Linked DNA regions of Homo sapiens: regions 1, 2 and 4 are each linked to region 3. The links are chromatin contacts, found by Hi-C or POLR2A ChIA-PET in ENCODE. All regions are on one chromosome and are shown on one strand. The core of a region is the stretch at or near the end of the contact, and the rest is flanking DNA. Distances in the headings are between cores, read along the strand shown. Region 1 overlaps PPP2R5C (protein phosphatase 2 regulatory subunit B'gamma). Region 2 overlaps PPP2R5C (protein phosphatase 2 regulatory subunit B'gamma). Region 3 holds the start of HSP90AA1 (heat shock protein 90 alpha family class A member 1). Region 4 has its middle 81 kb from the start of WDR20.

Region 1 (5,940 bases), core at 1,339-3,838, 240 kb before region 3:
CACTGATAATGCACTGCCCCGCCCATGGGTGGTGTTCGGGCTCCAGCCACAAAGCAGCTCCTTGAGGCACTATTTGGTGTTGTCCGTAGTGGTTTTAATTTGCATTTCTCTGGTGGTTATTAATGAGAGTGACGAGCCCTTCATACGTGGTTAGCCATTTGGATCTATTTTGTGAAGAACCTGATTAAGACTTTTTCCTATTCTTCTATTTGTACTCTGAAGTTTTCTTACTGAGTTATTGGACATGTTTATATATTCTGGATATGAGTCTATTGGTTATATGTATTCAAATAGTTCTATCCTGTGCCTTGCCTTTTCATCCTTGTGGATGTCTTGATGAAGGAAAATGTTTAATTTCAGTGTAGATATATGTATATAATTTGATCCAGTTGCTTCCTTTCTTTCTTTCTTCTTTTCTTTTCTTTCTTTTTTGTCCCTGTGTACCTAGTTGTCCCAACACAACGTGTTGAAAGGCCGACTTTTCCTCACTCCTCTGCAACCCTCTGCTGTCACAAGTCAGGTGTCGATTTATGCATGAGCCTGTGTGACAGCACAGAGCCTGGCTGTTTTCATTCATGAAGCTTTACAGGAAGTCTTGATTTCTGGAACAGCAAGTCCTCCAGCTTGGTTCTTCTCAGGGGTGTCTTGGTTAGTCTTAACCCCTTGCATTTCCACATACATTTTAGAATCCATGTATTCAGTTCCACAGAAGTGTGTGTTGGAATATGGATTGGGATAGCATTGAATCCGTAGGTCAGTTTCTTACTCGGGTAACTGTTATCCACAGGCTGCTAGAGCAAGCATCAAATCAATGGTTAGCTAGTAAAAGCTCCCCTCTGAGTCGGGGATGGGTGCAAGGGGCCGTTCTCACTGCTCCTCTCAGCGTTGCCCAGAGGTCCTGGTCAGCGCAGTAGATAAGAAAGAGAAGAACAATGTGGGGACTTGCAGATGAAAGGAAAACCAGAGGGATTTAGCAAGATAGCTACATGTAAAAGTGATACTCAAAAACCATTTTTTCTGTATTGCAACAGCAGTTAGAAAATTAAGTGTTTTTAAAGATACCATTGACGATCACATCAAAACATAGCAAATACCTAAGAATAAAATCTGAAAATTAATGTTTTGCACATTTTGAGAAGAAAATTAGAAGACTTTATTGGGAGACATTTAAAGAGAACTTGAGTAATTGGCGAAACAGTCCATGTTCATGAATTGGAAGACTCAATCCTGCCAAATTCTTAAGTTCTCCCCAGATCTGTATGGGAAATATAAAGGGCCATGAGCAGTGAAAACGTGAGGAGGGACCAGGTGCAGGAATCAACCAGACATTAAGTCTTCTAGGGCTCTAGAAACTCAGACTCCAGGTGGTGCAGGATGAGGCAGTGGCCAAGAAGAGAGAGAGCCCTGCCTGCACAGACACTGCTCTAGGACACAGGAGACACTAGAAGTCATGGAGAAATGGTCATTTCAAAAAGTGGCATGTGAATATTATCTTTAAAAACAAAATAGAACTGCTGAGCTTTTGTTTACTTGGTGGGGGAAACTCATCCTCTGCTAAGTTTCCTCATCTGGGACATAGAGGGGAGTGGAATTTAGTACATATTAATGATGAATCCCAAATTTGCCCCAAGTTGTTAGTTCAACTTTGTTCCTACTCGTTTTGTACTAAGAATAAATACATTTGAAAGACAAGATGGCACCGTCGCTAAATGTTGGCTCCTGCCTTTCCGAGAGCTTGAGCGCTTCTTTCTGTTTTGCGTGAGATCTCTTGTCTGTGGGCTCGCGACTTGCATAGACCTCCCCAGGACCCTGGGAGCACCTTGCATGGAAGAATACACTTGGGGCTGGCATGGTGGCTCACACCCGTCATCCCAACATTTTTGGGAGGCTGAGGCAGGAGGATCACTTGAGCCCAGGAGTTCAGGACCAGCCTTGGCCAACATAGTGAGATTGTGTCTCTATAAACAATTTAAAAACTAGCTGGGTGTGGGTGCATGCCTGTAGTCCCAGCTACTCAGAGGGCTGGGGCAGGAGGATGGCTTGAGCCTGGAAGGTCAAGGTTGCAGTGAGCCAGGATTATACCACTGTACTCCAGCCTGGGCAACATAGTGAGACCCTGTCTCTAGTTAAAAAAAATAAAAACGTGCATGGAAGCTGAGGGTGCTGCTTGACCTGATGACGCTGTGGTCTCTGTGTTTGAAACTTGGCTGCTTCAGCTGCTTAGTGAATATTACGTGAGTGACCAGGGAGTACTTCCCACCCTTGTGAGCCTGCACATTCTGGGGTATCTTTTGAGTTGTCACTGTCTAGGCTGGTAGTTTTTGCAGCTGTGTCTCCTTGCTCCATCGGGGTAATGCTTATTTGGAAGGCCCCAACATCTGTGCAGCAGAAAGTCCTGGTTCTGCTGTCTTTCTGCAGCTGCCATGCTGAAAGTTGGTCCTTTATGGTGTCTTGGAGCATTTCTTTTGACCACCAAGACTTTTCATGTAAATGTGGGCTTGGCTTCTTTTTTTCAATCAGTTTCCTATCCACAGTTTACATGATGCCTCTTGGTGCATAGTGACAATTTAGTAATTCAGCCTTACTTCCTCATATTCTATGATTTGGTGGCTAAGCATGTATGTCACAGCTCTCACTCCCTTCTGTAATTGAGGTACATGTTGCTAGCAACATCGGTGAAGTTGGCTGTGGTATTCGCCGTTTAGGACTCATTTACAAAAGCCTTCACTGCCCAGTAGTGGTCTCCAAACTCTTCTGTCCACGCTTGCCTGGCAGCAAAAACAACCTCCAGCACACACCTCCACTGCGTGTAAATTTGTCTGTTGAATATTAGTATGTTGTAATTTCTTGTTCTTTGTAGAAGAAAGTATAAATAGACACCCTGCTGTTTTCTTCCTACGTTCCAATCTTGAGTAACCCCCAGGCTCACCCTGCACTCTAGATATCACTGACCAGTGAAACGCATTCAATTTCTGTACCTCCCTGACTGTTGGGACCAGGAGCATGTATAAAGCTAGACAGGAATGCTCCCAGCCTACTTTAAAGGAGATCTTTGTTAAACATCTCTATTTATCACTGATTAATAACAGGCTTCCCTTTAGTAAATACGTTTTTTAAAGAATAGCACATTCTTTTTTTTTCTTTTTTTTCATTTTCTTTTTCTTTTTTTTTTTTTTTTTGAGACAGAGTCTTGCTCTGTCACCCAGGTGGGAATACAGTGGTGTGATCTCAGTTCACTGCAACCTCAGCCTCCCGGGTTCAAGCGATTCTCTTGCCTCAGCCTCCCAAGTAGCTGGGATTACAGGCACCTGCCACCACACCCAGCTAATTATTTTGTATTTTTTAGTAGAGATGGGGTTTCACCATGTTGGCTAGGCTAGTCTCGAACTCCTGACCTCAGATGATCCACCCATCTCGGCCTCCCAAAGCGCTGGGATTACAGACGTGAGCCACCGCGCCTGGCCAGAATAGCACATTCTTATCTCCACCTTCTTTCTGTCATTTTGGATGCCCTGGGTCTTTTCTCCTCTTCTCCTACGGGTTTTGCATGAGTATGTCCATGTATATTGCTCCGGGGTATGATTGAGGATTTATCTTGAAATATTTGGAAATTGTCTCAAATTCACAATAACATATTAATTAAATAATGGGAAAAGCTAAAATGATCTATACAAGTATGAGGCATTTGTAATAACACTTTACTGTTACAAATCAGAATACGTAAAGGTATGAAGCATATTCTTCCACCACCTCCACCCATTTTTGTTTCCCCGTGGTACAGTCCTGTCAACGCAGCAGAAAATAAGATTTTTAAAATATGTTGATGAAGAAGTTGTTAAATTAACTTGTATTCAAAAAAAAATGGAAATATTTGATAGGGCCCAAGGATGCAGTTTTTTACTTTTTTACCCAATTCATTGTTACAGGTTTTTTTTAAAACAGTAAAATTCTTTTAAAAAAAAAATAGTCAAATGAGATTTTTTAAATGAAGAAAAGAAATGAAAAAAAGAGCTCATGAGATTATAATCACAGGCATATCTGCTTATGGTCTATAAGCAAAAATTCTACAGAAACACCCTGTCTGGAAGCCTAGAAGAATTGAAATTCACTTGCCTTTTAGAACAGTTTGGATAGAAATTTTATTAAAAACCGTGTTACTCTGCTCTTCCTTCTTAATTGTAATAAATTTGCTTTTGTGTTTGAATGACAACTTAGTCTTTTATTCTGAGTATCAGTTACTGTGCAGTGTTTATAACGCGAATGATGCTTTTAGGGCATTTTGAGGCATGTAAGAGTGATTTAACTCCACTCTGAATGATCCCAACATCCTTTTGAGTTTCAGTTCCCTGAAAAGGGTACATTTGGCCCTCGTGTCCGTATCTGCCACTTCATAGCACCGTGGCCTTAGGCAAGCTGTGTTGGCTCTCGTACCTGTGTCCTCGCCTCTAGATCGGGGTAACGGCACTGGCTTGAACTGCTGTTAGGAGGATTTGGCGAGGACATGTTCTTAAAGGACTTAACTGGCTACTCCTTAGGAGCCAAGCTGTGCATAGCGTGGCTCTTAGGGAGAACGGTGGACTCTCAGTTCTCTGTAGTGCCAAGAATGTGAGAATGCCAAACAGCTCCAAATACACAGGCTGCGACAACACACACGAGCTCATTTAAGGTAATCCTGGCAAATTAGGGTACAAACAAAGGTGTAGAATTGATGAGAATTGAAGGCAAGCAAAGAGGTAATTCCAAAAATGAACGTTTTTCATTGAAAAAGACTGGATATCTGAATGTGAAGAGTCCTGAACGCTGTAATGACAGTTACTCGTTTCAAATAGTTGCACAGCCACTGAGTTCTCAGAGTATTTAGGAATAAAATTTTTGTTCTCATGGTGTTTTAGGATCCTACAGGCAGTACACCCCACTCCCATGGCCTTGCGTGTGTGCTTCTGATCTCTGAATGCAGCGTAGGAAACAGGGAAACCGTAGCTTCCTACAGAATGGGTCTGCTCAGACAGCAGAGTCTGTGTGCTTGTTATTTGCAAGGCTCAATGTTGGGCCTTTGGGCATATAGAGAACTAGAAGACATAGTCACATGGCACCTACCCTCAAAAAGCATCTAGTTGGGAGTAAGAGGTACTAAGCAGATAGCTAACTGTTTAAAGCACTAACAAGTGCCAGATGACTTGCTCAGAGTCATACATCTTACCTAGGCAGTAAGGAAAGGCCTTGTAGAAGAAACCTCAACAGGAAGTTGACAGTAGGGGCAGGGAAGGGCAAGAGGAGTGTGGAAATGCTCGGCACCAGAGGAAGCAGAGGAGCTGCAGGAAAGCAGCAACACCCCGCCGCCCCCAGGACACTCCCTGGAGCGAGGCTGGCATGGGGCAGTGGGTCTCAGGGCCCCAGTGCTCCTAAAAAACTCTGCAGGACGTGAAAGAGCACTCTTTATGTGAATTTAGCTATTGCTACTGACCTATTTGAAATTAAACTGGAGAAATTTTTAAACATGTATTTATTAATTTACTAAAATATAATAAACATATTACATTTTAACAGAAATAACACATTTTTAAATGATCTAGCCACGTTGGCCAGGCGCATTGGCTCACACCTGTAATCCCAGCACTTTGGGAGGCCAAGGCAAGTGGATCACTTGAGGCCAGGAGCTCGAGACCAGCCTGGCCAACGTGGTGAAACCCCGTCTCTACTAAAAATACGAAAATTAGCTGGGTGTGGTGGCGCACATCTGTAGTCCCAATTACTGGGGAGGCTGAGGCACAAGAATCATTTGAACCCAGGAGGCAGAGGTTGCAGTGAGCCAAGATCACACCAGTGCATTCCAGCCTGGGCAACAGAGTGAGACTCTGTCTCTAAAAGAAAGAAAGAAAATACCCATGTTTTCTAAAACAAAAACTAATTTAGTGGTAAGAGTGGCATAGTTGTATATTT
Region 2 (5,683 bases), core at 2,697-5,196, 210 kb before region 3:
TATAATTTTCATCAGTTTGAGAAATTGTCTCTTCAAATATTTTTTTCTGTCCCATGACCCTTTCTCTCCTTTAGGGATCCCAATAACGTGTATTAGGCTTCTTAGAGTTGATGCTGATGCTCTATTTCTCTTAATTCTTTTTTTTTTTTCTGTGTAACATTTGGATAGTTTCCTTTGCTTTCTTCAACTTCTTTAATCTTTTCTGCCATGTCTATTCTGTTAATTTTTATTACAGTAAATTTTTCATTTCACACATTTTTTTTAATTAAGTGAGCAAATTTACTTAAGCAATTAGAGATCTGTGGGTACATATTGTTGTTGTCATCTCTAGTGGTTTGATTTGTGTCTTTTTAAAATATCTTTCACGTCCACCTAACTTTTTGGACACAATACTGTATTCATGTCCTTGTCTGCCAATTCTAACATTTGTGTCATTTCAGTTTAGTTCAGTTGACTGGTTTTTCTTCTCATTATAAATCCTTCTCCTGCTTCTTTGCGTGTCTGGTAATTTTTAATTGGATGTCTGACATTGTGAATTTTGCTTTGTTGAGTGCTATATCTCTATTCATGTTCTTGAGATTTGTTTGGGGATGCAATTAAGTTACTTGGAAATAGTTTGATCCTTTCAGTTCTTGCTTTTTCAGATGTTTTAGGCAGGAACAGTTATATTAAAACCAGAGCTAATTATTCTCCACCACTGAGACCTTTCTGATTAGGAAGCCAGTGCCCTATGGATTATGAATTTTTCCCATCTGGTTGGTGGGAACAGACACTGTTCCCAGCCCCGAACAAGTACTGGGTTCTCACTAATCCTTTCAGGTGGTTCTTTTCCCAACCTCTGGTAGTTTTCTCACACAAATATGCTGATCTGTACTCTGCTGAATAGTTGAGTGACCTCTACAAATAAATCACTGTAGTTCTTCTCTGTGTGCAGCTGTCTCCCCTGTGGAACTCTGCCTTGCAAATTCTAATCCAGTTTGAATCCTGGGTCCCACCTGGGTTCTTTCTGCCTATACTACAACCTAAAAATCTATCAAGGCAGGAGCCTGGGGCGGTGTGGGACGTGCCTCACTTGTTCCCATCTCAGGGATCACTGTCCTTATCCTTCGTTGTCTGAAATCCAGTGTCTTGAAAACCGTAATTTTATATATTTTTGCCCAAATATTTGGTTGTTTCAGGCAGTAGCATAAACCTCATCCTTGTTACTCCATCTCATCTGGAAGCATAAGTCTGCTTCATTTATAATAGATACTCAATAAACACTTAACTCCGTCCACCCAGGGGATCTAGCAATTATTATAAAAATGAAAGACTGTTTGCATAATTTATAATGCCATAATTTCATACGTCATTTGGGGTTAGGGGAAATGGCTGTGCATACATGACTGGGAAGTGATAAGGAGTTTAGCTCTGAAACTTCCCTTCTCAGTTGATTTATATCACGTTGGATAGAGAGTATGTTGTTCTGCTATGCTAAAGCATTACTAAACTTTCTCATACCTTACTGCAAAAAGAAATCAGAATACATGATAAAGCAAATATATTAGAATGCTAATGGTAAAATCTAGATGATAGCTGTTCGCTATAAAATTCTTTCAACTTTATTGCATTGAAATTTTTCGTAATAAAAACATTGGGAATACATCATTCAGAATCTATACGAAACTAATCTTTGGCCCAGAGTAAATAACTTAAGAGCACTTCCAAATCCAGTGTTATCTTTAAATGACACTAGTTGAATTGAATTATAAGTATTATGAATTATTTCTTATGTATAAATATTCTAAACTCAAAAAATATAAACTCATGCACATAACTGTAAATGATTTATTTTCATGCTTATCTGAAGATGATCTTGTTATGAAACTGTAGAAAATTAAAATATTCATTGTTTGAAAAGTTTAGACTAAATTTCCTTTATTAAGTATTCTACAAAGGTTTGTAAGTTGTTTGTTTTTTTTTTAATTTGAGACAGAGTCTTGCTCTGTCGCCCAGGCTGGAGTGCAGTGGCACGATCTCAGCTCACTGCAACCTCCACCTCCCAAGTTCAAGCGATTCTCCTGCCCCAGCCTCCAGAGTAGCTGGGATTACAGGCCTGTGCCACCATACTTGGCTAATTTTTGTATTTTTAGTAGAGACAGGGTTTTGCCATGTTGGCCAGGCTGGTCTTGAGCTCCTAACCTCAGGTGACCTGCCCGCCTCAGCCTCCCAAAGTGCTGGGATTACAGGGGTGAGCCACCGCGCCTAGCCCGTAAGTTTTTATTTCCATATCTTTAACTGCTATTTAGGAACATATTTGAATAGATTGTAAAAATAGCAAGTTATTCAAAGTAAGAATTTTCAATGTTGTGGTTCTTTTCTTGACTGTCACATCATGGCATCTATTTGGAGGTGAAATCGATTCTTTGAAAGCAGCTCTTGCTGTGGAGGAAGCGCGAGGTAGATTTGTGGGAAGAAGGCTCTGCTCTCCCTTACCTCTCTTCACTGCCGAGCACTCATTGTGTGCCAGGGCCAGCAGGAAGATATTAAACCAAGGACTTCCCGGCCACCCAGTCATACTTGAGATAAATATTCCAAAGAAAATGTACAGCATCATAGAAGAGCTTAAAATTAGGGGCCCAATTAGGACTGTAATTATTTTGCAGCTGAGACGTAAAGGTTTAATGAGACATTTTTCACAGTTTCCAGGTAATTAATTGGTGTTGCAGTTAATAAGGTGACTGATGCGTGCTTTTCCCAGGATCCATTTACTCTCAGCAAGTGTTTGAGGACCTCCTAGGTGCCAGGCACAGTGGTAGGTGCTGGGATTGCTGTGCATTTATGTTCTCTAGATGATAGCTGAGTTCTGGTGCCATGAAAGCAGATTCAAACTCACTTTACAAATGGGGAAAGGGGTAGTATCTCCCTTTAAGACTGCTACTACGATTTTTACTATTCTACCTAAATTTTAGGTTAAGTTCATTGAGTTCATCAAAAATTCAGTTTAAGATTGTGTCTGCTTTATACATTGCTCTGCGAAGTTCCATCTTTGTAATATGATCTCATTCCACATCAAAGGTTCCTCCGTTTTTTCGGGCATTCTTCAGTGCCTTTTATTAGAGTTTTCTGCTTTCTCCATCAAGGCCTTGTAACTAGGTCAGTAATTCCCAGGCACTTTGTAGTTTTTGTGTCTGGGTAGCTGGAGTCTTCGTCTCTGTTTCTTTTTTGTATTTGCTTAATTGTTAGTGGAAAGGTGGTTGCTGTTGGTTTCATATTTTTGATATTTGCATGTGGTAGTCTAGTTGTGATGGTCTGTCTGTTGCTTCTGTTTTCCAGCTATATCATTTGCAAACAAATGACAATTTTGTACTTAAATATATATATATTGCGAAGGGGCTTAACACTTTCTGCCCTTCCCAGAAATGTATCTCTTAGCAATATGACTCGTAGAACCTAACAGTTCCATCACAGGAGGAAGTGTTCTGCAGTAACTGTAATTTGGCCTTTGATGGATTCATCTGTTATAAATCCTGTTGACATGAATAAAACAGAGAATAAATAACAGAATAACCCTTGTGGTTTTGAACAGAGAACTGTAAATAATCAAACCTTTCTTTCCTGTTGCCTCTAAAGTTAGACTGTCAGCGGTTTTTTTTTTTAATGTATCCCTTCATGTCTTAAAATTTTTATATGTTACACTGCTGCAGTTATGTTACGGCATAAATATTCACTCATTGGTAATGAATGATAACACATACAGAAAGGCTGCATGATATTGCTGAATTGTAAGAATTTTCCGTAAAGTTGCTTCTTGGGCCATTCTAGTTTACATCTAATTTAATAAATTTAGCAATTTGGAGAACATCTGCAGGACTGATGTAAGTACTGAAAGTGGAAGTGTCAGGGAGGCAGCAGAAGCAGGTGCTTCCTGATATTAACCAGAGACGGTCCTGGCACAGATGGGGCCGTGTGAATCACATGCAGACATACGTATGCACTCACGTGCGTGCCATTATTTTCATGTGGAGGTCAAACAGTCAGAAACGTTTGGGAAGTGCTGTGTAATGCTAACTGTTCGTGCATAATGTTTTCCCATTTAGTAAGTGCTGTTGCATGTGTTTTCTGTGATTCTCACCACAGCCCAATGCAAAAAATAAAAAAAGGATTTACGCTTTTTTTTTTTTTTTTTTTTTTTTTTGAGATGGAGTCTCACTCTATTGCCCAGGCTGGAGTGCAGTGGTGCAATCTCGGTTCACTGCAACTTCCACCTCCCAGATTCAAGTGATTCTCCTGCCTCAGCCTCCCGAGTAGCTGGGATTACAGGCACCCACCACCACACCCAGCTAAGTTTTGTATTTTTAGTGGAGATGGGGTTTCACCATGTTGGCTAGGCTGCTCTTGAACTCTTGACCTCAAGTGATCCACCCGCCTCGGCCTCCCAAAGTGCTGGGATTACAGGCATGAGTCACCGCGCCTGGCCTTTACCCTTTCCAATGGAGGAGAAAATTGAGGCTCAGGCAGGCTGTTTGGTCTGAGGTCCTTCTTCTAGGTGGGAAGAGGGTGTAGAGAGACTGTTTCCATGAGGCTGTGCTGCCTTTGTTGGGCAGCGTGATTCTGCGTCTGTGCCTCTGGGTGTGCGCTGGATCCGTAGGTCTCATTTGAGAGATCACAGTGACCCTGTGTGCTGCCCAGAAGACCCGGGACTCCTTAGACCTCAGAGCTTCTTTGGTGTTCACTGCATAACGTTGATGTCTTCTCTGTTTCCTCAGACCGGATCCATGCATCCAGGTAGCATGGCAGTGACATTTGCACACAGACATCAGCACCCCAGGTTTCTGTACCTGGGGCTCCTGCCCCTGATTCGCCCCTGCAGCTTTTGTGTTAAGAAATGTTGCTAGGTCAGAAACCCAAGAAGAATTTGAGGTGATAGACCGTTGGCCCTCTGTTCCTTCCCCCCGCCCCAGTATTACTTTTTACTTAACCTTTTCTAGAGATATGCACTAAATTAATGCAATGTAATGTGGTAAGAAAGGTGTGTAGAAGTTAGGAGTGCAAGTTTTTTTCCTTACACATGAGAAATGACTTTCAATCAATCAGAATTGGCCTGGAATGAACCTTCCCGGACCTAGGTCGGTCATCAGTCAAGGACGCTGTATCAGTCTGCTCAGGCTGCCGTAAGAAAATACCACAGGCTGGTGGCTTAAACCACAGAAATGTGTCTTCTCTCCATTCTAGAGGCTGGAAAGTCTAAACTCAAGGGTGTAGCAGGGTTTGTTCCCTGCTGAGGGCCTTTTCTGGCTTGCAGACGGCCACTGTGCCCTCCCATGGCCTTTGCTCCGAGCAAGTGCAGAGAAGGCGAGTGTGAGCCTTCTACCATCCCTCCTTACAAAGACACTAATCCTGGAGGGCCAAGGCCCCACTTATGACTTCATTCACCCTTCATTATTTTCTCTGAGGACCCATCTCCAAATCCAGCCACACCAGGGTTTAGGTCTTTAACATGAATGTGAGGAAGGGAGGCCACAAGCATTGAGTCCATGACAGACACTGAAAAGAGGACATTGTGTTCAGAGCAAGCCATCTGAGTCACCTTGCAGGCCCTCAGCTCAGCATCAAGGATTCAGTGAGTGTGCAGGTGTTTGAGACGGGGCCTAGCTGCTGGGCTGACTGTCACTGTGCGGGAGAGCTTCAACTGGAAACCCTA
Region 3 (5,438 bases), core at 2,181-4,680:
TCATCACCAGAGGCAGATGTGTAGTACCTTAACAGCTCTGAAAGCTTCTTCCGATTTTGAGAGTCTTCGTGTATTCCAAGCTGAAACAAAGTATGTTCTTTACAAAGACTTTCTGAATTAAAAAAAAAAAAAAAAAACTAAAGAGGCCAATTGGAAAACTAATGGTTATTTACACCAACCTTTATGTTTTTAGAGAACTGCTCATAGAATTTCTTGTAGTTCTCTTTATCTTCCGCCAGTTCAGTAAAGAGTTCTAAGCATTTTTTGACCAAATTCTTCCTGATAACTTTCAAAATTTTGCTTTGTTGCAACATCTCACGGGATATGTTTAGAGGGAGATCCTCCGAGTCTACCACCCCTCTAATGAAGTCTGAAAAAAATATAAACCAAATGCACTGAGTCATTCCAAGGACAAAACTGGTACTATGTAAACTCCCAAAATCAAAGATAACCTGAAGATGATGGGACGTATTTTTGAGACAGTCTCACTCTGTTGCCCAGGCTGGAGGGCAGTGGCGCAATCTCCACTCACTGCAACCTCTGCCTCCCGGGGGGGTTCAAGCTGTTTTCATGCCTCAGCCTGCCACTACATGGGGCTAATTTTTGTAATTTAGTAGAGATGGGGTTTCACCATGTTGCCCAGGCTGGTCTTGAACTCCTGACCTCAAGTGATCTGCCCACCCCGGCCTCCCAAAGTGCTAGGATTATAGGTGTGAGCCACCATGCCCACCCAGAAAGTACTTCTTTAATCAGTGACAGTGATTATTTTTCCTATCTATACTTACTCAGATATTCAGGGATTAGCTCCTCACAGTTATCCATGATGAAAACTCTGCGTACATACAATTTGATGTTGTTCTTTTTCTTTCTGTTTTCAAACAGATCAAAAGGAGCACGTCGTGGGACAAATAGAAGGGCTCTGAATTCCAACTGTCCTTCAACTGAAAAATGCTGTAATAAAACAGATACACTAAGTACCAATGAACAATGCATTATAGAAGATATTTGGGGTGGTGGAGAAAGATGATAATCTAAGGACAAGCTTGAAGCACCCATCAGTCACTCACCTTCACTGCCAAGTGATCTTCCCAGTCATTGGTCAAGCTCTTATAGAATTCTCCGTACTCCTCATTAGTAATATCGTCGGGATTTCTGGTCCAGATGGGCTTTGTTTTGTTGAGCTCTTCTTGATCGATGTACTTTTCCTTAATCTTCTTCTTCTTCTTCTTGTCACCATCCTTCTTTTCTTCTTCCTCATCAGAACCAACATCTTCAATTTCAGGTTTGTCTTCCGACTCTTTCTCTTCTTTTTCTTTTTCTTCTTCTTTGTCTTCCTTTTCTTCAGCCTCATCATCGCTTACTTCTTTATCACGTTCCTTCTCCACCTTCAAAAGAAAACACGAAATCACATCACTGCTGCACTCCAGAACTAAGCGACAGCGCTGCACCACTATTTTCAACCTAAGGCCCAAGTCTAAATTAGCCAACTTGAGAAGCACCCAGCTTTTCATCAATATTTGATACATCCACTTAATAGCCCGAGGAACTTTTACAGAGTTAGGTAGTAGAGCTTAGGTTCCCCAGGCTTCAGACTAGTTGAACAGATCTAGGGACTAAGGATGTAGTACAGTCACCCCAATCACCTACAGACAGAAATTCACTCTGCAATTACATAAAAACTTACAAAAAGAGTAATGGGATATCCAATAAACTGAGAATGTTTCTTCACAATCTCCTTTATTCTTCGTTCCTCCAAGTACTCAGTTTGGTCTTCTTTCAGGTGTAGGATAACTTTTGTTCCACGACCCATAGGTTCACCTGCAAGAGAAGAAAGAAAAATTGACTTAATACATTCAATTTAGTGCTCAACGCCATGCCTAACACCCTTATAACGTGTCTATAAAGCAAGGTTTGCCGTTACTACAGATGCAAAGGCCACCACAGCAGAACCTTTTGGGCAAGGTGCCTCGCCCAAAAGAACCGCCCACCAAGTCATGCCATTACACTAATTAAGTGCTCTAGCTTGTTCCTGATCGTTGGGCAAACACAAATTCTGTAAGCTTCACCGCATCCCCAGGGGTCCAAGGGTTGCAGCACCCCACCCTTCCACCGCTCACTTAACCAGTGAATGTTCAGGTGCCTACCTGTGTCTGTCCTCACTGTGAATGATCCCCCTGCTGAGGACTCCCAAGCGTACTGCTCATCATCGTTATGTTTGGTGATCACAGTTACTTTCTCAGCAACCAAATAAGCAGAATAAAAACCAACACCGAACTGGCCAATCATAGAGATATCTGCACCAGCCTGCAAAGCTTCCATGAACGCTTTGGTCCCAGACTTGGCGATAGTACCAAGGTTATTGATCAAGTCAGCCTTGGTCATTCCAATTCCAGTATCCACAATAGTGAGAGTTCGATCTTGTTTGTTCGGTATAAGGTTAATATGCAGCTCTTTCCCAGAGTCTAATTTACTGGGATCTGTCAAGCTTTCATACCGGATTTTGTCCAATGCCTGTTAACAAAAAATATTAATTTAAGCATACAGCACCCCCAAGAAGTTCACACTGAAACCAAAATCCGATTCTGGGTTAATAAGTGACTTACATCTGATGAATTTGAAATGAGCTCTCTCAGAAAGATCTCTTTGTTCGAGTAGAAAGTATTGATGATCAATGACATCAACTGGGCAATTTCTGCCTGAAAGGCGAACGTCTCAACCTCCTCCTCCTCCATCGGTTGGTCTTGGGTCTGGGTTTCCTCAGGCATCTGGAACGACACCGCGCCGGTTTAAAACCTTGCAGGACGTCTACAGAGGCAACACGAAATTCCATCGCGTTCTCCAAATATTTTTAAAGCCGAATTGGAGATTTGCGAAGTTTAAGTAAACCGAAAATAGAAGGGCGGCTGACAAAGGATGACCTCATTTCGGAGCGCGGCAACTACCACGAGCGTGTGCGCGCTTCCGGGAGGCCGCCGCAGGCCCGGGCCCAGTCCCCCGCCGCGGTCCCCAACGAACACCCCGGGTGCCCTCCCGCGCGGGCTGCGGCTCCGCCACGGCGGCCTCCTCCGCCTGCGCCCCCAGCGGGGCCGGGCGGGGGACCCCCGCGGCGGGGCCGCTCTGTTCGCGTGCGGCGCCAGCTCTGGCGCTGCTGCAGAGCCTCGGGGAGCCCGCGGCCGCCCGGCCCATTCCTGAAGCGGGGTGCGGAAACCGCAGCGGTCCCGAGGCCTCCGGAATAGAAAGCGCGGCCGCCCGGGAGCGCGGCCCTGGCTGCTTCAGGGATCTGGTCCGGCCCCCACAGCCTCCGCCCCGCGCCAGCCGCCCCCAGTCCCGGTCCCCAGTCCACCTCCACAGGCCCCCACAACCACCCGTCACCTTGGCTAAGTGACCGCACAGGACCAACGGCACAGCCACACCGGGACGCTGAAGCAACTGACGCGCCACCCCCGCGCCTGCCTTATATAGCGACGGGCCCGCCCAGCGCGCGGCGCTTTTTCCAGAAGCCTCCCGAACCTTCCGGAAGAACCCTCCCCAGCCGCCGCCGCGGCCGCGCGCCTACGCATGCGCCGTTGCCGCGGCACCCCGCCCCCGCGCCTTCCTGCGGGCGCGCGCAGGCCCTGCTCGTGGCCCGGCCCGGGCAACCTTCCCTCAATCGCCGCCGCGCGCCTCTCGCACGCCCCCGCGCCGGCCTCAATGCGCCTGCGCGGCCCGGAATTCTCGGGAAGGTCCGGGCGCCTTCTGGGGCCGCCCGCGCCCTCCGCCCTGCACCCCCACCTGCCGCGGGCGGGCGGAGGGCACGCCCGGGCGTGGGGGCCTTTGAAGTGAGGTGTAGTTGGTCACCCGGGCTGAGCGGAACGCGGGGCCGGGGTGGGAGGCGCGCCTGGAGGGAGGGTCGTGCGTGGACGGAGAGCGGCCCGGGTCTCACGCGCCCGGGAGACTTCCGGAGCCGTCGTCCTGACTGGCGCCGCGCCCGCTGCCAAAGAATCCAGCCGCAAGCGGCGCCGGGATCGCGGGGCTCTGCCCTCTGGGGGCTGTTAGCCTCAGGCTGCTGCGCACTGGGGAGGCTGTCCCGCGGCCTGCGCGCTCGGGGATTCTCCAGACCCACCGCTGGCTCGGGAGCGCTCCCTACTTTTGGGTTCCCCGAAAGCCATGTGCTTCATACTTAAGGGTCCCTTAGCTTGGGAATCGGGGACTTGGTGAACAAATTCATGCTTACCCAGCTACACCCGGCATGATTTTGAAAAGCCCATCGTTTTGCCGACCGATTTGCGGTCTCCAAATTAAGTATCTAACACTTTGGTGATTAACTTGCCCTAAAAGGTTTTTTTTTTTTTTTTTTTCTTTTTTTTTTTTTTGGACAGGCTCTCGCTTTGTCGCCCAGGCTGGGGTGCCGCGGCGGAATCTCGGCTCACTGCAGCCTCGACCCTCCCGGGCTCAGGTGATCCTCCCGCCTCAGCTTTCCCAGTAGCTGGGACGAGCGTGGGCAGAGGACCACAGGCGCGGACACCACACCTGTCTAGTTTTTGTATTTATTTGTAGAGTCGGGGTTTCACCATGTTGCCCAGGCTGGAAAAGCCAGTTTCTACATGGGAATTTTCGGATATTTTGGCCAAGGCCAGCTGTGGGAACCTTGGAGGCATTGGGGTTCCTTCGACCTGGCTTCCCTGCCTAGTCCATGTCCTCTTCCTCTTTGTCTCTGGCGCCTCCCATGATTGGGCCGCCTCCTGCCTAGACTCATAGCCAGGCCCTCGGAATAATCTGAAAGCTCCTTGCCGTGTAAAGAAACGATGGAACTACCTCCGCTTCCTGGTCTTTAGGGAAACGCAACTTGCTCAGGAGCAGGGGTTTTCAGACTGCGGCCTGGGACCCCCTTAAGAGCGTGTGAAATCAACATAAAGCGTCTTGCCTGGCATTACAAAGCGGGGGAAGTGGAAGGAAACTAGCAGCCACGTGGCGCGGGCCCCAGCGGTGGTGACCGGGTGTGTGCCTGGTCCTGTGGTAGCTGTTGCGCAGCCTGGGGGCGCGCCCCCGGCCCAGGCTTTCCTACAGCTGCAGCCTGGACTGGCGGGGAGGAATCCGGAAGCAGGAAGAGCGGTGAGCGGGTCGCTGAAGGGGCGCAAGGTCTTCCCTGGCGACTGCCGCCTTTGCCTGTTTCCTTCCTGTCACCACCAGCCACTGTCCCCGCTCTCCTCACTTGTAGGAACTTTTCCTACCGCAGTTTCTGCCATTGCCCAGGGGGTTTGAGATATAGAGGAGCCATCCAGGGCCCTAACTCTGACGTTCTTTTTTTTCTTTTCTTTTTTTTTTTTTTTTAGACAAAGTCTCACTCTTGGTCCCCCAGGCTCGAGGGCAATGGCACAATCTCTGCTCACTGCAACCTGCTCACTGCAACCTCTACCTCCTGGGTTCAAGCGATTCTCCTGCCTTAGCCTCCCGAGTAG
Region 4 (5,156 bases), core at 1,898-4,397, 130 kb after region 3:
AGGTGACCTCCACAGCACGCCGGCCAGCTGGCACCAAGCTCCCGGATGTTGTGGCTGTGTAGAACCAGATTCTGTCTTGTGGTACTTTGTCCACGATCTCAGGAGAGAAGCGCTAGTCTGCCCGCCCGCGTGCCTGCCATGAAACGGGTCCCAGGGCCTGTGTGCGTCTTACTTTTGTTTGGGTTGGAAAGGGTGACCTTGGGGGTTGAATGACCAGAGAGGGTATTGAACAGTCCCAGGTGGATGAGGGATGAGCTGGCGCCCAGCCCACACTCTCATCCACATCCCACAGCTGTCTCCTTGAGGTTCTGTCTTCTCTGACACTCACAGGCCAGGGGTCGTGGGGGTCAGAAGGGGAAGCCCTCCCAGAACCCAGAGCTAGGAGACCGTCCAGGCCTGACAGAGCTTCAGGACATGTCCTTTCTCTGACGTGGCCTGTGGCCCTCACAGTCCTATCTGGCTGTCAGAATCTCCAGTCCGAGCAGCACCTGCAGGGGCAGGAACATGGCCTTGCTGCTTTATTGTAAATTGTTTTGAACCAAAATATTTTTCATATATATTCTGGTGCAACAAGGTGTAATTCTCTTAACTTAGTATTATAAATTAGAATCAAACCCAAACCAAGAGCTGGAGTATTTTTTTATCACTTAATTTTGAACTGAAGTCTCTAGCGGGAATAAAACAGTGACTCTGCGGGGAGCCAAGCAGCTGACTAATATTAGAGCCAAGGCTTGCCCCGTTCCTCTCACGGTGTGGGGGCTGATGGGACGCCGTGCAGATTCTGCCTGGGGAGCTCCTTTGCCTGATGGCAACTGGTAAAGCCTGGAATTGCCAGCTGTCCTGCTTCTGGTGCACAGCCCAGCAGCTCCCGCACGCTGCTGAGCACAGGTGAAGCGTGGGCGGGCTCCCCTTGCCAGGTCCTCCGTCGGCCGGGCCGGGCCTTGCCCCTTTTCTCCCATGAAAAGGAAGCAGAAGGACAGGGTAAAACCCCACTCCCTCCCTGAAGAGCAGGCGGATTGGGGCAGCAGGGTCCCTGTCACCGGGAGTTTGACACGGATGACCATTTGGGCAGTGGATCCCCCACGCTGTGCTCTCGAGGGAAGCTGCAGCCGGGATCCTTCCATGGGGGCCTAGGTGTCTGTTTCTCGTCTTCCTCTTCTACCACCTGATAATCTTTAGACTGAATCACAGGCAGATAGAAACAAGGTGACTTTTTTCATTTGATTCTCTTTTGAATGGCGCTTTTTCCTCCTGTTGCCTCCAGTGTTCACCACGGCAAAGTGAGTCCATCTCCAGCAAGTGACAGGTGCCAAGATGAAGGGTCCAGTGACTCGCACAAGTCCTCAGCGGCATGCAGGGCGCCGAGGCCCCTTCCCTGCCACCCGGAGTGCTGTGTCGCACCCCCTGCTTCTGGGCATGCCTGGCACTGATGCCAACGCAGGGCCACAGCAGGCCCAGCACACTCCAGGGCTTGTGCCTGCAGGACTGTCTCCTGGGGCTTGCTGGGGTCACTGCTGGAGAACTGGAGGCCGGGCCCTTTGGGCCTTCGCTTCGCCTTCCGGTTAACTCCTCTTAGAGACCACCGTTTTCCCCTTTGCTCTGACGGGCGGGCTCCAGGGAGTCCCTGGTCAAGCACCCTGGGGTCCTCTTGGGTTTTTCACCGGTGGCCAACGTGCTTCCTGAGTGCTGCAGCATGGGGACCCTGAGTTTTGATCATGGGCACATTCTCTGCATGGCGATGCATTCTAAAAGAACTGTTAACCAGGGCTGCCATCAAAAGGGCGAAGCCTGCTAACGGGAACCCCCAGTTCCGTTATGCCAGTATGGACTACAGAAGACGAGAGGAGGACAGGTTTGAGGGCGGTTGATTCAAGATCTCTCTGGAAGCTGGGCCCAGTGGAGAGTGGGACAGTGGAGGGCATGAAGGTGGTTCTAGTTGGCTCCTAGCTGCCACCACAATTGGCATCAAGGCGTTAGCCAGCAGAAACTGGAGAATGAGTGTGCATTTGTTTTGTGCTAATGGGAGAATAGGAAGCCTGCAGCCCTCGCGTTGGGTCGCTTTCTAGGGGTGCGGCTTTGTAGGGACCAGCTGGCGGAAGCAGCGTGTCCCTCAACATCAGGCTCTGGCAGCCTGGTGGCTGCGCCACCTCTGCGTCTCAGCAGCCGCCCTCCCCTGGGAGTGATGGAAAGCAGCCGAGTCCTCTGGGGCCTCACACTCAGTGAGAGGAAGTCTAAGGAAGGGTGCTGTCCCTCATGGCCGTCAGAAGCCACCTGCAGCCACTAAGTATGTAAATTGGGGCCAGTCCAACCTGAAAAGTGCCATAACGTGTCAACCACACAGCACACCTCAAAGGCTTCTTACCAAAAAAGTCATTAGTAATTTTTATATTGCTGAATATTATATGAAACATCTTCAGTTAAAATATTAAAATTGGCCAGGTGCGGTGGCTCACGCCTGTAATCCCAGCACTTTGGGAGGCCAAGGCAGGTGGATCACGAGGTCAGGAGGTCTTCAAGACCATCCTAACAGTGAAACCCCATCTCTACTAAAACTACAAAAAGTTAGCTGGGCGTGGTGGCAGGCGCCTGTAGTCCAAGGTACTTGGGAGGCTGAGGCAGGAGAATCACTTGAACCCAGGAGGTGGAGCTTGCAGTGAGCCAAGATCGTGCCACTGCACTCCAGCCTGGACAACAAAGTGAGACTCCGTCTCAAAAAAAAAAAAAAAAAAGAAAATATTAAAATTAATGTCACTTGTTTTTATTATCTATCTTTTCATTTTTTGAGACAGGGTCTTGCTCTATCCCCCAGGCTGGAGTGCAGTGGATCGCGGCTCATTGCACCCTGCATCTCCTGGGCTCAAGCCATCCTCCTGCCACACAGCCTCCTGAGTAGCTGGGATGACAGCCGTGCGCCACCACACCCGGCTAATTTTGTATTAGTAGAGATGGAGTTTCACCATGTTGGCCAGGCTGGTCTCAGACTCCTGGGCTCAAGTAATCTCCCCACCTCAGCCTCCCACAGGGCTGGCTGTCACTTGTTTTTAAGTTGTTAAACGTGCTCCCGGGAAGCTAAACTTAACACAGGACTGGTAGAGACACCACCTTCCTGTGGGTGGGGCTGCCTCCTACCTGGAGCAGCACTCACCTCCACCTGGCACTCCGTGAAAGGGGAGGGAGACTCTGTGGCTGCCAGATGAGGGTGGCCCCTCTCCGTCTGTCCCCAGGCTGGGTCACCACCACTTTCTCCCTCTGCCAGGAGTAGATGACTTTTCTGTTGCCGGGGGGAAGGGAGGTGCCTCCTGGTTCTGGAGATTTGTCACTTCCTGGACACCACATAGCTTGTGGAAAGCACTTTCTTAGGGTGCGCGTGGTGATGAAGGCAGAGTGTCCTGTGTGAGAGGCTTCCTTCCTCCAGACTGTCTGCGGCAGAAGTGGGGTCAGGAACCTGCTGCCCAGCTTTCCTCCACAGGCTTGATGTGTTTGAGCCAGAAGTATGGGGCGTTTGCGGGGTCCTCCACAAGTACAAACAGGGTTCTGTCCCTTTTCAGGGGTCCCAGAGGAAAAGCACTCCTATAGACTCTGAGCAGGGGCAGCTGCCACATTCCGTTTGCTTCCTGAGCTTGTCTAGGTGAACAGATTTCAGGTGGAAGGTAAGAAACGGGATGAAATGACTTGAGCGGGACAGCTTGCTTCCAGGCTTCCGGCAGCAGGGCGTGGGCGAGGCTGAAGGGCAGTTTCCGATTGTCACCTTCATTTGTGTCCACACAAGTCCAATATGTGAGAAGGTAGCAATGTCAGCTTGAGTTAAAGGCTTGTCATTTGTAAACAGTACTCATCAGCTGAAGCCTTCTTCCATGACAGCTAAGTTGTATTCCCAGAGCTGAAAATGTGCACCTTTGGGGCTGCACTGTCGCCATCTTAATGTTCTTCATAAATGAACGCCACACTTTGATGTAATGTAATTGCTGCTCAATAGTAAATGCAAAGAAATGGAAGTACTCTTTGCTGTGTAGGAGGTTAAACCCTCTTAGGTTTACCCAAGGTCACACCAGTATTGTAAAATCTGGGTGAGATTCCCCGCCCCCGCCCCCGACAGTGAGCCTCTCAGCAGGAGCCGCCCTAAAGAGCCAGATGCCCCCCACCATTCTTCCTGCTGGCCCTGGTGGGTTGGCCCCCACATCCCTTCTCCACACCCAGCTGCAGCCTCACGGCAAGACTACTTTGTTCTGGGGCTCCCCCGACCTCGGCCTGGGCCCTGCTGTCTCTACCTGTGGGGCCTACACATGTGGACAGCTACAGCCAGGGGGTGCCACGGTCACACCACCCAACAAAGCAAGAACCCCCCAGCAGAGAATGCCCTTTCAAAGGTGCCACTGAACTCTATCCTTGGAGACAACCCCTGGCTCCGAGGGACTGGGTGTGCGGTCCAGAACTGCGGTGCCCTGGGCTCAACCCTGGCTGAAGGCGCTGAACACCTCCCACGAGGCACCTGCACCTTTGGGTCAGCAAAGCTCCAAAGAACCTGTTCTCAGGTGCTGAGAAACCACTGTCTCCCCCAAGGGCAAGGCCAGCCCTGCCCGCCCTTCTCTTGGACGGTATTGAGGCCACAGTATTGCACCCAGCAGGGTTCCAATTCTCTAGGAATGGAACGCAGTGATCTGGATAGGAATTAAATAGATGAAGTGGAGGGTTTGCTCCCACACTGGCTTCCACATCAACAGCACCAGTTTTGACCACGTGGAGCTGCTGGCGGAGGGCGCGCATGGTGGCTGTTGCCCGTCCGGTGTTTTGCTGGATTAATGTAGACTGCTTTGTTTGCAGGGCTCATTGTCATCCCCAAGCCAGGCCAGTTCTCCAGGTGGAACTGTAGTGTAGCGACCTCACTGCTGCGCGCACAGTCTCCCGGGACTTGGACTCGAGGGAGTGACGAGGAGGAGCTCCGAGCTGCGCCTGAGCCGTGCCAGCCGGCGGACCTCAGGCGGTGGACGTCGGCGATAGCCGTGTGGACGGTGACCGGCTCACTCTGCGGCGCCGTGCTCCCGCTGCTCACCCAAAGAAGTTGTTTCCATTTTAAACCGGTCTTTTGGGGCTGCAGTAAAAAATAAGAAATGGAGTTTTCTTGCTTTTTACTCTAAAATTCAATGTAATTAAATTTC

The links. A loop is a pair of places that touch in the nucleus more often than their neighbours do. ChIA-PET counts read pairs that join two places held with the same protein, here RNA polymerase II (POLR2A). Pooled maps may share reads with other maps.
Region 1: a loop to region 3 is called in a map with no recorded cell type, with 1.9 times the contacts of the local background. The contact joins the enhancer-like site here to the promoter of HSP90AA1 in region 3. A Hi-C loop is called at or near these places in 4 of 37 single-sample maps with no recorded cell type and 3 of 50 pooled maps. POLR2A ChIA-PET finds 5 or more read pairs at or near these places in 6 of 52 experiments (BJ, GM10248, WTC11 and 3 more).
Region 2: a map of B cell shows a loop between it and region 3 (6-fold over the local background). The contact joins the enhancer-like site here to the promoter of HSP90AA1 in region 3. A Hi-C loop is called at or near these places in 1 of 168 maps with a recorded cell type or tissue (B cell), 4 of 37 single-sample maps with no recorded cell type and 9 of 50 pooled maps. POLR2A ChIA-PET finds 5 or more read pairs at or near these places in 5 of 52 experiments (BJ, GM12878, WTC11 and 1 more).
Region 4: a map of heart left ventricle shows a loop between it and region 3 (2.4-fold over the local background). The contact joins the enhancer-like site here to the promoter of HSP90AA1 in region 3. A Hi-C loop is called at or near these places in 6 of 168 maps with a recorded cell type or tissue (PC-9, dorsolateral prefrontal cortex, head of caudate nucleus and 1 more) and 7 of 50 pooled maps. POLR2A ChIA-PET finds 5 or more read pairs at or near these places in 9 of 52 experiments (A549, A673, OCI-LY7 and 6 more).

The regions. Positions count from the first base shown.
Region 1 is chr14:101,849,308-101,855,247 of GRCh38, forward strand. The region is part of intron 3 of PPP2R5C (protein phosphatase 2 regulatory subunit B'gamma); the gene reads left to right. Among named protein-coding and RNA genes, the nearest start is that of PPP2R5C, 91 kb to the left of the region's middle. RefSeq lists an enhancer at 2,743-2,852. Within about 2 kb of position 2,589, at least 3 of the 41 ENCODE cell types and tissues checked have a DNase peak (open chromatin) inside an H3K27ac peak, as active enhancers do.
Region 2 is chr14:101,872,790-101,878,472 of GRCh38, forward strand. The region is part of intron 4 of PPP2R5C (protein phosphatase 2 regulatory subunit B'gamma); the gene reads left to right. Among named protein-coding and RNA genes, the nearest start is that of DYNC1H1, 89 kb to the right of the region's middle. RefSeq lists a silencer at 3,242-3,311 and an enhancer at 3,632-3,701. Within about 2 kb of position 3,947, at least 18 of the 41 ENCODE cell types and tissues checked have a DNase peak (open chromatin) inside an H3K27ac peak, as active enhancers do; they include B cell and GM12878, where a contact is called at or near this core.
Region 3 is chr14:102,083,614-102,089,051 of GRCh38, forward strand. It overlaps HSP90AA1 (heat shock protein 90 alpha family class A member 1), which reads right to left and starts at 3,431. Exons shown (of 11, transcript NM_005348.4): 1 at 3,373-3,431; 2 at 2,604-2,765; 3 at 2,145-2,511; 4 at 1,685-1,818; 5 at 1,068-1,385; 6 at 786-951; 7 at 180-370; 8 at 1-80. The coding sequence starts at 2,765. RefSeq lists an enhancer at 107-1,306 and silencers at 3,019-3,308, 3,349-3,878, 3,939-3,988.
Region 4 is chr14:102,218,009-102,223,164 of GRCh38, forward strand. It overlaps a transcript of WDR20 not described here and a transcript of MOK not described here. Among named protein-coding and RNA genes, the nearest start is that of WDR20, 81 kb to the left of the region's middle. Within about 2 kb of position 3,148, at least 3 of the 41 ENCODE cell types and tissues checked have a DNase peak (open chromatin) inside an H3K27ac peak, as active enhancers do; they include PC-3 and PC-9, where a contact is called at or near this core.